Linked DNA regions of Mus musculus: region 1 is linked to region 2. Evidence: chromatin loops called from intact Hi-C (ENCODE). Cell type or tissue: heart. All regions are shown on one strand. Each heading gives the region's core, and the rest is flanking DNA. Links, peaks and the distances in the headings are about the cores only. Region 1 has its middle 13 kb from the start of Gm46898. Region 2 has its middle 29 kb from the start of Gm13212.

Region 1 (8,344 bases), core at 214-8,213, 1.9 Mb after region 2:
TTCTCCACACATCACACATTTAGTTAGCAGCCCATTCTGCTTTTATGTCACAACACCAGAGAGGAGTGGTGAGAACAGAAGCTACATGCTCAGAAGTCTGAAATGTCTTCTGTTAGATCTTTTACAGCAGAGGTTTACCAAGCATCCATGACGTAGGCAGAGGTACTCTTTACTCTCCAGGTCAGTCCGGCTATGACTCTGGCACTCTTTTTGGCACTGGTGATAGAAGACAGAACCAGAAATCCCTACTTGTTGGAACTTATAATAAAGAAGAGGAAAATAAATGTATGAAACAGTGTATAAAAGTTATTCAGGGAGGCAAAAAGGAGGTTTAACAACAAAGTGTTATGGACAGCTATTTGAAGGCAGTCTGAAGAGACAGAGAGAGAGGCAGGCAGTGGAGAAAAGCATGGGTGAAGCAGAAGACCAGTGTAGATGGAGTAATCACTTTATGGTTCCCACAGCTGGGCATTTGTAGTCAATAGTTATTGCTGGGTTAAGGCGACAGCTTACACTGCAGTTTAATGGCACCCTCCACAGGCCCATTCACTGTTCTATGAAGTCAGCTCTTTCATCATAATAGGGGTATGTAGTGAATTTTGGGAACATGTGGGTATCTCCAAACCTCAGATGCCGTATATATATGCCTGTCGTGAGAAGCAACATTATGTCAAATACATGACAATAACCTTGTTCTTAGTTGCAAGGAAGTGATGTGCAGTGTGATGCTAGATAAAGTATTCTTTAGTGTCATGAAAATAATGCAGAGGGTCTGCAGGCCAGACAATTAAACTTCCACCATGAGTGTGAGATTATCCTTGGAAGGATTAAGTTGATCTTCCTTGGATTGGAAAAGTGTACATTTATTGAAGCTAGGGGGACACCTGGTCATCCTGGGTAATTGTTTCACAACAATTGCTTAGCATTGGCTTTGTTTGTTGGTAGACTGGAGACACTGCAAGAGCGATAGGCAGAGCACCCTGAGAAAGGTGAAAAGCATGCTTTAAGTGCAACTGTGTTATCCTTGTATGCTGCCAGAGCCAATTTGTGACATGGAACCACTGATGGACTCTGAGAAAGCCTGGAGAAAAATGTTATGGGCATTCCCAGAGTCAGTTATCTTAGCCATCTGATATTTTAAAATCTCCATAATGGTGTGCTTCAGTGGACATACAAATATCCTTATATTCTGTGTCAGTTGTCAGATTTTCAGTTAGGAAATATTTGTTAGGTTAGTGACTGCATACTGGGTACTAGATGCTATGTTGTCTATATTAAAAATCTTAGTCTTGTGCTGCCTTGGAGATTGGCATTTCAATCTGATTGAGGCTGTAATGATCTAGCAATCTACTTTGTTTTTGTTTCCTCTAAGGAGATGACTTAAATAGGAATTAGGGGAAGGTTTTGGCTATCCTCTCTATTTTTGGAATTAATCTCTGCACTTCTCTTAGGGACACAGTACAGGCTGAGCATCCCTTGATCCAAAATAGTTGGGGCCATAAGTGATTCAGACTTGAGAATGTGTGCATGTATTCCTTAAAGTCTTATGTCAGACCCAAATCTAAGTGCAAAACGTGTTCACACTTCCTTATTCACATACACTTTGCAGTACAGTCTGCAGGTAACTGTACCTGCATTTTTACTGTGATGTGTCACAGAAGGCCACTTGTACAATATTCAACATTTTATTACTCCAAATGTTTCAGACTATGGAATACTTCAGTTTTGGGACTTTTGGATTTGGGGTTCATACTTGCATTGTTTCTGTGTTCTTGGGAGTAGAAGGGCATGTTCAAGAGAACCCCGTTTAATGCTCGCTCCCATCACAGCTGCCACTCTGCAAGGCCTGCAACCTACATACTCCTCTGCAAGGCTCAGTCTTTGAATAGTTCAGGTCAGGTGGACAATTTTAGAGGCCATATCTAATAACCCCTGTAAGTGTGGACTCTTTCCTTGACCAAGAGTCGCCCAGAGTAGATCTCGTTGGGGCAGCATTATCCAAAGTGTATTTCTAGACCAGCACTAATTGACAAACTTATGGTGATTATTACTGGGTATTAATTGCAAATCCACAGACATTATCCTAATCCTATTAAATCAGAATCCTGGAGAGCGGTTTCTTAAATCAGTATTTTCCTTATGGCTCTGTGAGGGGTGGTGCTGCTGTACTTGAACCAGGGTTGTGAGGATGTCTTCCTACTGACCTACACCCTGCTGATGAGCTAATATACCCTGAGAATTGACATTTACTAAGGCTCACCACATGTAACTATTGATAAATACTTGTTTCTATCAGTAGTTCTCAACCAGGATCAATTGTGCTTCTTATGTAAGATTCTTAAATAAAACACACTTTTTAAACATAATAATTATAATCTAAGACTCAGGTTCCATTTGTATCTGTTTATAATCCCCTCCCCGCCATGCAAGCAATCCTAATTAAATACAATGGGACACATATACACCACACACGCGTGCACGCACACACACACACATACACACAAAAATAACCAGAAGGGGGAAGACAAAATTTAGTGGAGAGTGGGAGTAAAGGAGGATAATGAGGAGAAAGATAAAAAAGTATATTTTATATGTGTGTGTGTTCAAAATTGAAAAATAAAAAGAATCACTATAGAAAAATAAAAACGAAAAACTTCCAATATATGCTCCTCAGAGGGCTCTCAGCCTCTGCATGGACTTAGTGCTGAGTATTGGGCGTAAGGCATGCTTTGGCCCCCTAAGTTTCTGCTTCCCTGTGTATGTCATGAAGATCTCAGTCCCATGATTATTGTGCTCTTGCCATAGAGTACAACAACGGGTCAGAGAAGTCTGGTTACCTCTCATCCCTCTAGCTTACCCTGGAAATTGTACCACATTCTCTCTAACAGTGAAGCTGTACCTGCTGGCCTTTGAGGTCACTGCTGTCGCCCTGAGGTTAGGGTATCCATTTCCATGTCAATCACACCTACCATTCTGTCTGACCTACAGAGTTCTTCAGATCTAAGTCATCTATTATTATGTCTTCTTTGTGTCTGGCTCACCAAAGCATTTATTAGATGTGAGCCATAGCTACCAGTTTTAAAATATGTATGTATGTATGTATGTGTGTGTGTGTATGTATGTATGTATGTATGTATGTATGTATGTATGTATGTATGTATATATGTGTCTGTCCAAGTGTATGCATTCTTATTGTAAGTACACACATTTGTCTACATACATGAAGGCCAGAAGAGAGAGTCAACATACCCACCTTTATTACCCTGTGCCTACTTCTTTGAGCCAGGGCCTCTGCCTGAATGTGAAACTCATTTCCTTGGTAGGATGGATGCAATCCCCAGTCATTCTCTTGTCTCTGGCCCGTCTCAGAGTGGGGGTTACAGGCATACATGAGACGTCCAACTTGTAACATAGATGCTACAATTCAAACTCTGACTTTCATGATTACACAGCAAGCACTCTTAACAGCTAAGCCAGTTCTCTAGTTCCAGTCTATTCATTTTTAAACATTTATTTGGTTAGGGGTTCATGCAATGATACTATAGAGCGTGTGTAGAGGTCAGAGAACAACTTGGAGAAGTTGATTCTCCCCTTCCACCATATGGGTCCTAGTGATTGATCTTTGGTCGTTGTGCTTAACAGCAAGTGTCTTTAGCTTCTATGCCACCTGCTGACTCTCATCAGTGAATTTTTAATGTACTGATGGAAGTATTATCCCAGAGAGTCAAGTTGAAGATGGACATGCCCCATCCCCTAGCTGAACATAATGGGCCCATTATTTCTGTAAATGTTGCTATCTTTTGTCAAAATTTTCTTAGAGATTTTCTGATTTTTCAATTGCAGACTCTAGAATGTTATTAGCTATCCTTTTCAAACTGTTACTGCCACCTTCATTATTCCACCAACATGCTATATTCTAAATCCTTGGGGTCTAATTCCTTGGGAATTGTGCTCTCATCAATGACTTTGATTTAATTTCTTTGGGTGATTGGGATTCTAAGGCTGGCCTTAAACTTGCTGTTTGCTGTTCATCTGACTCAGCCTCCTTAGTGGTGGGATTACAGATACGAGAGGCCATACTTAGCTTTGATGATTACAACCCCCAGGAGCCACACATCCCCAGCTCTTCCTAAGTGGACAGCTCCTAAAGCAGCATGGTTTTAGGATGAGATCGCTCCCTCTGGAGGAGGCCAAGTTACTGTCTCTGATCGTTAGTCCAGATATCTATCTATTGCTGCCTACAAAACCATCTCACATTTAAGTCAGCAATTTATTACTAATCTCTTTGTTTGAGTAGAGTGGGTTTGAAAGAGAACCCAAGGACAAGACTAGAGAGCTGATGGAATTTGAGGGGATTTTTGAAGAGTGTTGTTGTAAAAGAGTTCAGAGCAATAGAACAATTGGAAGGAAATGTGGGATTAAGAGAAGGACTGAAAAAACTGAAAATAAAAAAAAAGAGAGAACGACTGGAGATGGGGTAAATAAATACCAGCATGTTTATGCTGTGCCAAGTGATCCGGAAGACTTCATATTTATAAGATGACACAGAGGAGAAAGAGGAAAGGGCTGTCACTGAGCAAGGAAAGAAATGGAATTTGATACAAAGCAGCTGCTCTGGTCTTTACTTAGAAAGGTAGACTGCTCCTCTCATTACAATAAGGTGGGCACTGCCAGTAATCTCAAAGTTCCCCTTTGCTTCAATTTTCTCAGTAAAGCAGGAAATGATATTATCACTCGAGAATGATACACACATGTGCATGGGGGGAGGGCGAATATGATTGGGAGAATGAATGAATGAATGAATGAATGAATGAATCAGATGACTATTGAAATAGAAAAATAAGGACAATGACAGGAGTGGTGTGACACATAGCAAGAATTTCTCTTTCTCCCTCTTCCCCCTCCCTCCCCCCCCAGAGAGAGAGAGAGAGAGAGAGACTGCAAAAGGCTGAGGCTAGCCACCATACAGTATCAGCTGGATACCAATGAGACATCAGAATTCTTGACCCTGAATTTAAAATCAGATGAGTCATTATTTTTTATGTTTTCCCCAGTTTCATGCAGGATGGAAAAAAAATAGAGAAGTTAGAGTTAGTGGGTTTTGTCTAGAGTCTGCCTAGGTAAAAGAGGGAGTTTAGGTGCTCTCAGAGGTGTGAATACAACAAAAGATTGTGGACTTTCAGCAGGCGTGGGAACATGAGAACTAAAGAAGACCACATAGGATGCAGCACAGTGAGGGAGTGGTGTGCAGCTTCTTGAGGGGTCTCGAGGAAGAATTGGGTTACTAATGGTGACTTGAAAGGGAGAGAAATTGGGGTGGCAACCCCCAAGACATTACCTGGGAGAACTTTGCAGAAGCAGGGAAGAGTGTTGGGAAGGTCATCTGTGTACTGAGTTACTGAGATCTGAGACAAAAGGCATGCTGGACAGTGTCAAAGATGGCAGTGGTGGTGAGACTCCGATAGTGACAACGTTTAAGGATGTGGAATTCAAAGCTGAGGTTCAGTGAGGACTGTTAGATGGTCCAATTTGGAATGTTAATAGTTTGTGTTACTTTCCCCTCTAGGAATAAGCAATATCAGAATGTGAATGTCCTAATGCTTTTAGGAAAACTTGTTTGTGTAAAGATGTTTCATGCTTTAATCACCAGAGGGTGCCAGAGTCAAGCAAATGATTTTTCTTCTCTTCATATGTGTATACAATATAGGTTGAGTATATACATACTCTACTGGGCCCCCCTCCAGCCCCTTGAGAACTCACCCCCAGCACATTTTCCCCTCAACTTCATGAAATAAACACACACATACACACAAGCGCACAAACACACACTTCTGAAACAAATATCCAATAAGTGCTGCTTGTATGTATTTGGGTACTTTTAGTTTTCATCTGTAGCTGAGATAATCTTCAAGTAGTGGAAGGAGGCACTATTTATATTGGAGAGGGGAAGTGTGTAAGTGAGAATTTGCCACATAAACTAGGACATGTGTTCTTCTCTCCATACAAATCTCCAACTTCTTATATTTTTGTTTGTGAACCTAGTCTTTAGTGGCTCGGCCATCTCTTCGGCTCCAAAGCTCTAATTCCTATAATTAAAATGAAAACAGGAGAAAGTGGACAAACTGGCCTTCACCTTGATGGTGGGGAAACCCTCTCCTCTTTACTCCACCTCCCTAACTATCTTTACTGCACACTTCATGTTTCCCTTTGATATAATGAGACAATGTTTCAAATAAGAGAATTGTTGCATTCAGAAAAGTAGGTAGGGCTTCCAAAACTAGCCTGAAGTATTCTTTAAATTCTAACAGCTTTGGTTTTTGTCTTCTATGGCAATTCTTCTGAACTTGTCTTAGTTTTAGATAAGCCTTCCATGCTAAGTACATTAAAACCCATATGTCCAGACCCCTTTGGAGTGGTGGGGGGTGAGGGAGGGTCCTGCCTGGCACTTCTGTAGGTCAGAGGACAACTCTAAGGTATAGATTCTCCTCCTTCCACCTTGTGAGATCCACAGATCAAACTCAGATTGCAAGTCCTGTGATTGTTTGCCTCTACTGGCTGAGTTATCTCAAGACTCGAAAATGATTTTTCTATTTAAGTATTTCTATTAAATTTTTTATCTTTTAATTAGCCAAAACATTCTCATTCTCTTTCTGTGTCTCTATTCCTCTGTCTGTCTCTGACTGTCTGTCTCTGTCTGTCTGTCTGTCTGTCTCTGTCTCTCTCTCTCTCTGTCTCTCTCTCTCGCCTGAATAAGGAGAAAGCAAGCTAGGCATCAGCACCCATCTCTTTCTGCTTCCTGGATGCAGATGCAGTGTGAACTGCGGTCAAATGTCCCGGCTGCCAGAATTGCCTCTCTATAGTGCAATATGCCCTCAAGCTCAGAGACAAATAAACCCTTTCTTCCTAGTTTCCTTTGTTAAAGTATTTTTTCACCATATAAGAGAAGTAGCTAATACATATTTTTTATTTCAAGCAGAGGATATTTAGTTTGTATGTGATTTAACATTTTAAACATTTGAAGACCTTCACACGGTGTCACTTATGAGCAGTGTTTAGATTTTCAGAACAGACATGTTTCAGAAATAAAGGACTTATCACCAAGGCAGAAACGCAGGCAACCCTTTCAGTCTTCTTAAAACCCAGGCAAAAAGGCATGTATAATTAGTGAAAATAGCAAATACCAGAAGTTACTGTTTTGCCCTTAAGTTATCTGTGGCAAAGCTGTACTGCTATATTCTCTCATCTTCTCCTTCTCCCTCTCCTCCTCTACCTTCCCCACTCTCCTGCCCCCACTGCATGAGAACACTTGCCATTTGCTTGAGTAAACTAGCTTTGCTTACACTTTTACTTTATTTTTATTTTCACTTTATTTTATTATGCAAGAACACTATGGTACTGGAAACACAAATACCCTGTGGCCCACAGTCTTTCCACAGAATTGGTCAGTATGTGTATCATTTGTTTCTTTCCACATCCTTAATTTTGCTCTTTCTTTTCTGTAAGGTCTGCCTTTATTTGTTACTTGACCTTTTTCCCTTACAAGTTTTAATATTCTTTCTTTGTTTTATGCATTTGATGTTTTAATTATTATGTGACAGGAGGAACTTCTTTTCTGGTCCAATCTATTTGGAGTTCTGTAGGCTTCTTGTATGTTCATCGGCATCTCTTTCTTTAGGTTAGAAAACTTTTCTTCTATAATTTTATTGAAGATACTTATTGGCTCTTTTAGTTGGGAATCTTCCCTCTCTTCTATACTTATTATCCTTAGGTTTAGTCTTCTCATTGTGTCCTGGATTTCCTGGATGTTTTGGGTTAGGAGCTGTTTGCATTTTGCATTGTCTCTGACTGTTGTGTCAATGTTTTCTATGGTATCTTCTGCACCTGAGATTCTCTCTTCTATCTCTTGCATTCTGTTGGTGATGCTTGCATCTATGACACCTGATCTCTTTCCTAGGTTTTCTAACTCCAGGGTTGTCTCCCCTTTGTGCTTTCTTTATTTTTCTATTTTCATTTTTAGATCCTGGATGGTTTTGTTCATTTCCTTCGTGTGTTTGGTTGTGTTTTTCTGTAATTCTTTAAGGGATTTTTGTGTTTCCTCTTTAAGGGCTTCTAGCTGTTTACCCATGTTCTCCTGTATTTCTTTAAGGGAGTTATCTATGTCCTTCTTAAAGTCCTCTCTCCCCATCATGAGAAGTAATTTTAGATCAGAATCTTGCCTTTCCAGTGTGATGGTGTATCCAGGACTAGCTATGGAGGGAGAATTGGGTTCTAATGATGCCGAGTAACTTTGGTTTCTGTTGCTTATACTTTGAGATTTTTAAATTGACTCCAGACTCTTTAAAAT
Region 2 (8,344 bases), core at 302-8,301:
GTACAAGTGAAAGACCCACAACGTGAGGACTCCCCCAAGTTCTGACTCAGGATAGGCGACACCCCAAATCACTCATGAGAAATGTTCTTGATGCAAATTGCAAGAGGTATATTAGAAAGGCAAAAACTGCAAACACCTGGCAAAAACTGCAAACACTTGGCAGCCTGGAACAATGGGGCAAGTTCTACTCCCTGCCATTAGAGAGGCCTATTTTGGACACAGTTCTAGGGGCTTAAATAATTTTTCACTCTCTCTCAGGATCTTTCAATCCCCACTCTTTCTAGTAAATAGTTCTAATCTTAGAACTAGACACAGTTTTCTAACACACATGGAAAAGCAGAAGCATAATACAAGGGCCTTTCCACTGAATCTCAAGGTTTTCTGTGCGGTGGTGTCTAATGTAGAGCGAATCTCTATCTTGGAAGCAGTGTGGGGCTTTCAGGTCTTCTTTCAGAGCAGCATTTACAATTAGCTTCTAGCAGGACTTCTCAAGCCACACTAGACTTCTAACTACAGGTGCTGGGCTCCAAAGACCAATTGATACTGTCTGTTTTTTCTCTTTCACCAAATTATCGCCAGATAGTCAGAAAGTACTGCTTTTTCAAACCCGTTCTCTCATGTGTAAATCATCTCTAGCACACACAAGCACCTATGAGAATTACCTTCGCTTCTCTAGATTTTCACATAGCTCTAAACACATATAAAAAAACACACAAAACAGCCGGCCATGGTGGCGCCCGCCTTTAATCCCAGCACTTGGGAGGCAGAGGCAGGCGGATTTCTGAGTTCGAGGCCAGCCTGGTCTACAAAGTGAATTCCAGGACATCCAGGGCTATATAGAGAAACCCTGGCTCGAAAAACAAAAAAACAAAACACACACAAAAAAGACCACAAAACAAAAACCAACAGATCTAGACACACGTGACCCTTTTGTGTCCTCCACAAGCAGGCCAGCTTCAACAACAGAACTCGGTCCCTCTGATCGATCTCCGGAAACTACCAGACAGCCCTGGCTCTCCCAACTTCCCAGGGCATCCCCCAGGGTGGCAGCCTGTAGGTCCTCTTAGTAAGTCTGCGGACCACAGTCCTCCGGTCCTTAAGGCCTGAGAGGACAGCTGCAAACAGAAAGCACGCGTTTCAGAAAACATCATCATCTACAAACCCAAAGACATCTTTGTCCACTTCCACTGGGACAACCAAAACCAGAGAAATGACCCAGAGGTCTCTGAATCAGATGGGTGGTTCACGACAAGAGGGTAACAATTTCACTACCGACCAACAGATGGGACGAAGGTCCCTACATATGGGACAAAGGTCCCTACAGATGGGCCCTACAGGTGGGACAAAGGTTCCTACAGATGGGACAAAGGTGCCATGAAGTCATCTCTGCTACTGGGTGACTCCTGGGGAGAGGTGAACAATGTCTAGACAGCCCACAGAGAGTACCACCACAGACCAAAGACACCCTCCCACCAAGGTATGACTCAGTGGATCAGGGAGTGTGTGGGGTTACTTGGCAGAGCAGTGACTCAAAAGCTGCTTCAGCATAGAAAACCCCACCCCAGGGCAAGTGAGGATTCCTAAAGGCTACATGCCTGGAGCTTTCTTCTGGACTTGCAGGGGGCTCAGCACAGCATGAAGGCTAATTCTGATTGTCTAGTTGGTTGGATCTGAAATTAACTATGAGACAAACCTCTGTGTGGGTCTATAGAGGTGTTTCTAGGGTGGGTGAAGATTCCCAGAGGAGACAGAAGTTAAAGGAAAATACACTGCTATTTGTTTGCCTACCTTCATTCCTTGCTGGTAAGTGTGCCTGTCTCATTTCTTTGAGAAGCCCAGTTTCTTCAGCCTTTCAATATGGGCTGAAGCCCAGAGACTCTCCAGGAATGCCCAAGGCCTTCAACACCATATTGGAACTGCTAAGTCATCCAGCTCATGGATAGAGGAACCACTGGGTCCATATCATGGAAGTCAATGCAACCAGTCTTCCTTATGATATGTATTCTGTCTCAGATCCTCTCCTAAAGGACCCTGACTAACACATGTGTTACTGTGTGAACTCCTGGAGGGTGGGTGTTCCTGTCTCTGTCTCCCATGTAGGGAGCTGGTATGACTGGCTGGAACCTCCATCTGTGAACTTCTCTGATGCTCCCTTCTGGAGCAACAAATGCCACTATCCTTGAATCAGACAAGGCAGTATGACATGACAGAGTAGGCAGCTGCCCTTTAAGATGCAATTTCAGCTACTGCAGAAGGAACACAACTCCACTTCCCACAGCTCCCATACCTACACCTCCCACACCAAAACCTCCCACAACTTCCACTCCTATATCTCTCATGTCTTTACCACCCACACCTTTACCTCCCACACCTTGGTGACCTCCTACAGTCACTTTGGTTACAGAGCAAGAGGTCAGGTTCCATTTGCAAATCTGACCTGCTTGCTCTTCACCTTAGTGTCCCCAGACTGGAAATGCTGGTGACAGCTACTCTAACTCACTCTCTGTAATATGAGAAGGTGGTACTCAGGGTCCCTGCTCCTTGCCTACAACCTCCTCCTCCTCCTCCCCTCCTCTTCCTCCTTTACTTCCTTCTCCTCTCCTACCTCTTCCTCCCTATGTTTCTCCATCCTCCTTTTAACCCAAAAGAGGTGGATGACTTACAAAGGGCAAATGAGTCAGAGATAGGGAAGCAGAAAAAGAGAATGATTTTACTAAGTTATTATTCAGAGGTGCTTTCTGAGACAGAGAATAAGAGCAACCCTATCATTCACACAGCAGATACCTGGGCAGGAGATCTGTGGTGTCAGCCAACAGCCATTGCATGAGCAAGTAGGCCAGGAGCCTCAGGCTACCAGCTAGCCACCACAGAGGAGACTGCTGTGTACACACAAAAAAGGGACATTTAGCCCAATGGTCATAGAGGACACTGAGGTGGGATGGAAGCATGACCTCATCTGAGAGGATGGAGCCCTAACACTCTGTTATCCAGCTGTGACTCTGCAAGGCGAGTGCATCCTTGATGGGTGGATATAAATTGAGAGAGCATGTGAGATTTTTTTTCTGCTTATATTTTTATTTCATACTTTAAACTTTACTTTATCCTAATTTTGATGTATAGGTTTTCACTGAATATTAAGTTGTGATTTTAATCTCCTTGAGGACAAGTTGTTCTTCATGTACATACAAATTCTCTGCAGAGTCCTGTAAATATATAAACAGATCTTCTCCCAGAAAAACATCAGTCATTTTTATTATCCTGTTAATAGGTCTTTATTTTATTAGGGGCTAGAAAAGTTTAAAAAATTGACTTATTTATTGTTATATAAAGTATTATAAGGAGATCAATAATTATAATTTTACTTTTTTAAAAAGATTTATTTATTTATTATATGTAAGTACACTGTAGCTGTCTTCAGACACTCCAGAAGAGGGCATCAGATCTTGTTACAGATGGTTGTGAGCCACTATGTGGTTGCTGGGATTTGAACTCCAGACCTTCGGAAGAGCAGTCGGGTGCTCTTACCCACTGAGCCATCTCACCAGCCCTACTTTGTAATTTAGATGTCTATATCTTTTAAGGTTTGATGAGCTCATTCTACAATAGCCTGTCCCTGTGAATTATAGGAGATGTCAGTGGAATATGAGAAACTAAGAGTCAAACACCAATTTTAATACGCCTTTTAAGTTTAATATGCCTTTTAAGTATTTTCTGATTTTGAGGCCTTGGCATTATAAACTAATAAAACAAATACTGTATCATATCTTTGAAGGTTTCCCCAGGTTAGGCAAAGGTATAAATAACAATGAGAATTCAGCATATATACATACAGGAATAAAAGCAAACTTTCCCAAAGACAGGACATGTGTAACATTTGTCTGTTTTAAATCCCAGGGATATAGGCTCATCAGGGGTTAAATACCCAAGCTGAGCTAACAGATTTGCAGGAATGCAGGAGCAGTTTTCTGAGTGCAGTGGTGATTTGTAATGTAAGATCTTGCTATGTTATCTTCATAGGAAAAGCAACAAGCTTTTGTTAAGAAATTAAACTAAGCCAGGCATGGTGGCGCACGCCTTTAATCCCAGCACTAGGGAGGCAGAGGCAGGTGGATTTCTGAGTTTGAGGCCAGCCTCGTCTACAGAGTGAGTTCCAGGACAGCCAGGGCTATACAGAGAAACCCTGTCTTGAAACCCCCCCCCCCAAAAAAAAGAAATTAAACTAATCCTTACCTTCATATATCTGATCAGGAAGCACAGAATGACCTTGCACATGTCCAGTAGAGAAAAGATAATTTCTAATCTGAAGTAAGACTTGTAATTCTGAAAGTTGGGGTTCTGAAAATTGTAAAATATCTGTTCCACAGGTTTTAAAAGGGGGCTTGTCCTTCATATTTAAAAGACAATGTATCTCAGATGCCTAGTGTTCAGGAAGTTGTATTGGGAGAGTATTTGAGGTACCTCCTTAAGCTGCAGCTGCTGTGCCTTACTCCCAGAACATTCAGCAGCTTTCACCTTCAAGGTCAGTGGAGCTGTTGGGATGGGAAATGGGCAGGAGCAGAGCAGGGGTGTGGAGCAGGGGTGCAGTTTCTCCTGCCACACTCACAATTCTGTTGTGGGTATCTTACCATTTTTAGGAAGTTTGAGATTCTATGAACCTGGGGGTTTTGGTGATGCTTGAATTAATTGTATACTTGCCAGAATATTTTTCTAAATAACCTCTTCGATCCTTGGCAGCCTCTGTAGTTTGTACACAGGAGTTCTCTTTGATAAAGCCTCAATAAAGCTCCTTGAACTCAAATTCTCCCATGTTTCTTAACTCCCCTGTTTCTCTGTTTGCTACTTCATTTCCCTTTTAACAGGGGACTGAATAGACATTCCAAAAGAGCTTTGTAGATATTAGTTATATGAGGGACCATTGCAGATTTCACCGAATTAGAAAATGTAGGTTATAAAGCACCATCAAATGGCTGTAAATATTAACATTTACTGAGTAAAGTTACAATCTCCATTAATTTTACACTGAGGTATATGCAGGTTTTGATGTAAATACAGCATTCAAAATGTGTCTTCATAGGATTAAGTATTAATGTTACACCTTAGGTTTGAATGAAAAACAAAGACAAGATTGCTGCAAAGTATGGCTGAAGAGAAGATATATTGTTGGTTCTGTTAAACCAGAGAATCGCCAGAGAAAAATGAATTCCACCATGTGGGTAAGCTTTATTAGATATTACATCCTGACTAAGAGATGGACTTGGGTCACATGCTACAGGGGGTTGTATAGGCTATGAGGATTTATCATTTTCCTAAGACTTGCAACCTGCAGCATTCCAAGAAGTTACCTGTTTCTTGGGCTGGTGGTGCTTAGAGGTTATAATATATGCCAGAGGACCAGGCACAAACCTATACAGGCCCTGTGTTTATTGCTTTTTTCTCTGTAAATTCACATGAACCTGGTTCATTTGATTCAGATAGCCTTTTCTCCTTGGGTCCTCTAACACATCTGGCTATTTCATTCTTTCTCACATGCAGTTGCCTGACCTATTTTGGGGTAGGTTTGATTTAAAGGTCTGTGACAAGGACTCTTGTCTTTACTTAACATCTGTGGGTAGGTTTCTGCATCTCTTCCTGTCTGATGCAGGAGGAAGCTTCTTGGATGGTGACAGAATAAGACACTGGTCTTGAGTATAACAGAATATCATTGGGGATCACATCGTTGATATTTTTCCTTGAGTGGTAGTGTTTGTTTTTCCCCTGGGTGTTTATTTTATCTACTGTGTGGTTCCTAGCTACTCATGCAGAATTGGTTATGAGTTTCAGCTTACAGAGTAGGATTTACGTCAAAAGAGACATTGGTTAGCTTTTCTTACATGGTTTGTGCCATCATTCCCCTAGCATATCTGGCAGGTAGACAAGATTTTAGCCAAAGGTTTTGAGGCTAGGTTGCTTTTCACATTTCTCTTTTGTTAGCCTGTTTAGCAACTTCACATACCAAAGAAAATATTATATAGGCAGGAAGGTTCACCTTCTCTGTGTCCAGTGAGTTCTCTGAATGATATGCTTGGTAATAGAGAACTGCTCTCAATTTTAACAGAGCAAAGAGTTATCTTAGCAACTGCCTAGGTTGCTTAGGGATCTAAGGGACCCACTTAGCCAACAACTCAATTGAATAAAACTCAGGTAGTGTACTAGAAAGCTCATTTGAAGCAAATACCATGTCAGTTGGGACTGCTTCACCCCCATTAGTAGGTCACTGAATATTGATTGTCTTTATAGCATTTAGGAAGTATATACCACTATAGGCTTCCATATCATCACTCAAATACCCCTCTAATTTCCAACTGTCTCTCAGCATTTTCTTCTTCAACCTTAACTTCCCTCCTACTTTCTACCTCATTTTCCCATTCACATCTCCATCTGCCTCCAGTCGATCCATGAAATCTATTTTATTTACCTGCACCAGGGAATCTGTGTGCCACTGTGTGCCACTGTGTGCTCTGAAGTCAACTCTTCTATACTTAATATCTCTAAATACAATGGGCTTATCCAGTTCATTATTTTAGCATTGGCTAATATCCACACATAAGTGAATATATTCCATATTTCTCCACCTGTGTCTGGCTTACCTTCATAGATAATTTTTTTCTAGGTACATCTATTTGTCTGAACATTTTAATATGGATGAATATCTATCTATCTATCTATCTATCTATCTATCTATTTATCTATCTATCTTTCATCAAAGTAATGAACAGCTGATATAAATTATCAGCTGTCTCTCTAAAAACAGAGAAGTCAGAACTGAGTTCCACATCTAGAGTAAGTTGCCTCAGTTGCTGTGGGAATGCTAGAACAACAGCTGCAGGGCTTTCCCCGTGTCTCAGATTCTTCACTCCCTCCAGGTATCCAATGGTACCTATGAAAGGGGAAAGGAAATTGTTAAACTCCGTAACCACACAAATGTCACAACAACCTTATCACTACTGATGTTAGCTACTGTACATCACAGTCTCTAATACTAGCAACAGTATCAAGACCAGATCTCAAACACCTGTTCCCATTGATCCTTCCTGTCCTGACTGGCTAGCATACGGCCTGTGCTCCACTGAAATTATATCGATAGGAAACAGGAATCCATTCTTCATTAAACTGAGCTTTCAAAAGCAGTCACACACCTTCTTAGCAAGTGTCTTGTGATGGTGCTGGAGGATCCTGGCTTTCATGTTCTGCACAGGAAGCTGACATAGATTATTTTTCCTGGGCTGCCAGGATCTTATGGATTCTTTTCTATGGGTGCTCTGAATTAGTTTGTGGTCCACCACCCAACAATTAATCCTCCCTCTTCCTGCTTTCAACCTGTCTATCTGAACCATGCTCTGCCTCACCCCATTTCACAACTAATTTTTGTTTATTGCAAGATTACACTTCTGTATGTCCAGATGTCCTGACACAAAAATGTCCACTTTCTGCCCCAGGTTCTCGTGAGCTGGCTTGGTATATTGACCAGACAGTTTTGGCAAATCTTTTCAAACAGGCCATAGATCTTCAGGTGTTCTACTTTGACAGCAATGAGCTATTCGTCTTCCAGAGTCAGTAGAACTGTGATTGACTGGAAGGCATACCCCATTCAATTATCCAAAATATTCAAAGAAATGTGTTTTTCTAGCAACATTAATAACATAGCAACATTTACACATAGGTAAATAAAATTTATACATATACGTCTTTAGTTTTTAATCAGTGAAGAGGATGGACATTTTGAATTAGAATTGTTGCTGTACCACAGTGACTTCAGTTACACCCTCAGCTGCAAAGGATGTGGATGTTGAAAAGCATCTCCCACCTGTGTCTGAAAGGGTCCTGTGACTGTGGAAGCTACAATGATGATACTTTTCTCCTCCTCCTCCTCCTGCTGCTGCTGCTGCTCTTCCTCCTCCTCCTTCTTTTTTTCTGTTTTGTTTTTGGTTTTTTTGTTGTTGTTTGTTTTTTTGAGATAGGGTTTCTCTATGTAGCCTTGGCAATCCTGGAACTCACTCTGTAGACCAGGTTGACCTTGAACTCAGAAATTCACCTGCCTCTGCCTCCCAAGTGTTGGGATTACAGGCATGGGCCACCACTCCCTGTGATGATACTTTCTTTTCTCTATGGCATGTATATTAGTGTGTGAAGTGTTCAGAGGCCTGGTACACCATCACAGAGCATAGATTACTACTGAGTCGATACACCTGTGACATCTCTGGCCTATGGAGACCATTTGAGAATGGCTATTACCTGTGAAATCTATGTTTCCCTGCCTTCAGAGGTCTGATTCTTGGGATTTTTGTGAATCACCCAGCACCTTCCA

Evidence for each region. Hi-C counts contacts between places; a loop is a spot of excess contacts. Peaks named below come from ENCODE experiments on the same cell type or tissue, not always from the same donor. Only the 100,000 strongest peaks of a DNase experiment are listed, where the experiment ranks them.
Region 1: a loop joins it to region 2, with 3 times the contacts of the local background. A loop is called at or near these places in 13 of 42 quality-filtered maps.

What each region holds. Positions count from the first base shown.
Region 1 is chr4:147,420,473-147,428,816 of GRCm38, forward strand. No RefSeq gene overlaps it. Among named protein-coding and RNA genes, the nearest start is that of Gm46898, 13 kb to the left of the region's middle. In heart, for the core only: a CTCF peak has its summit at 5,658 (motif pointing right); DNase peaks (open chromatin) are centred at 1,039, 2,899, 3,309 and 5,299.
Region 2 is chr4:145,552,346-145,560,689 of GRCm38, forward strand. It overlaps the pseudogene Gm21978. Among named protein-coding and RNA genes, the nearest start is that of Gm13212, 29 kb to the right of the region's middle. In heart, for the core only: no CTCF peak of the experiment used is centred there; no DNase peak of the experiment used is centred there.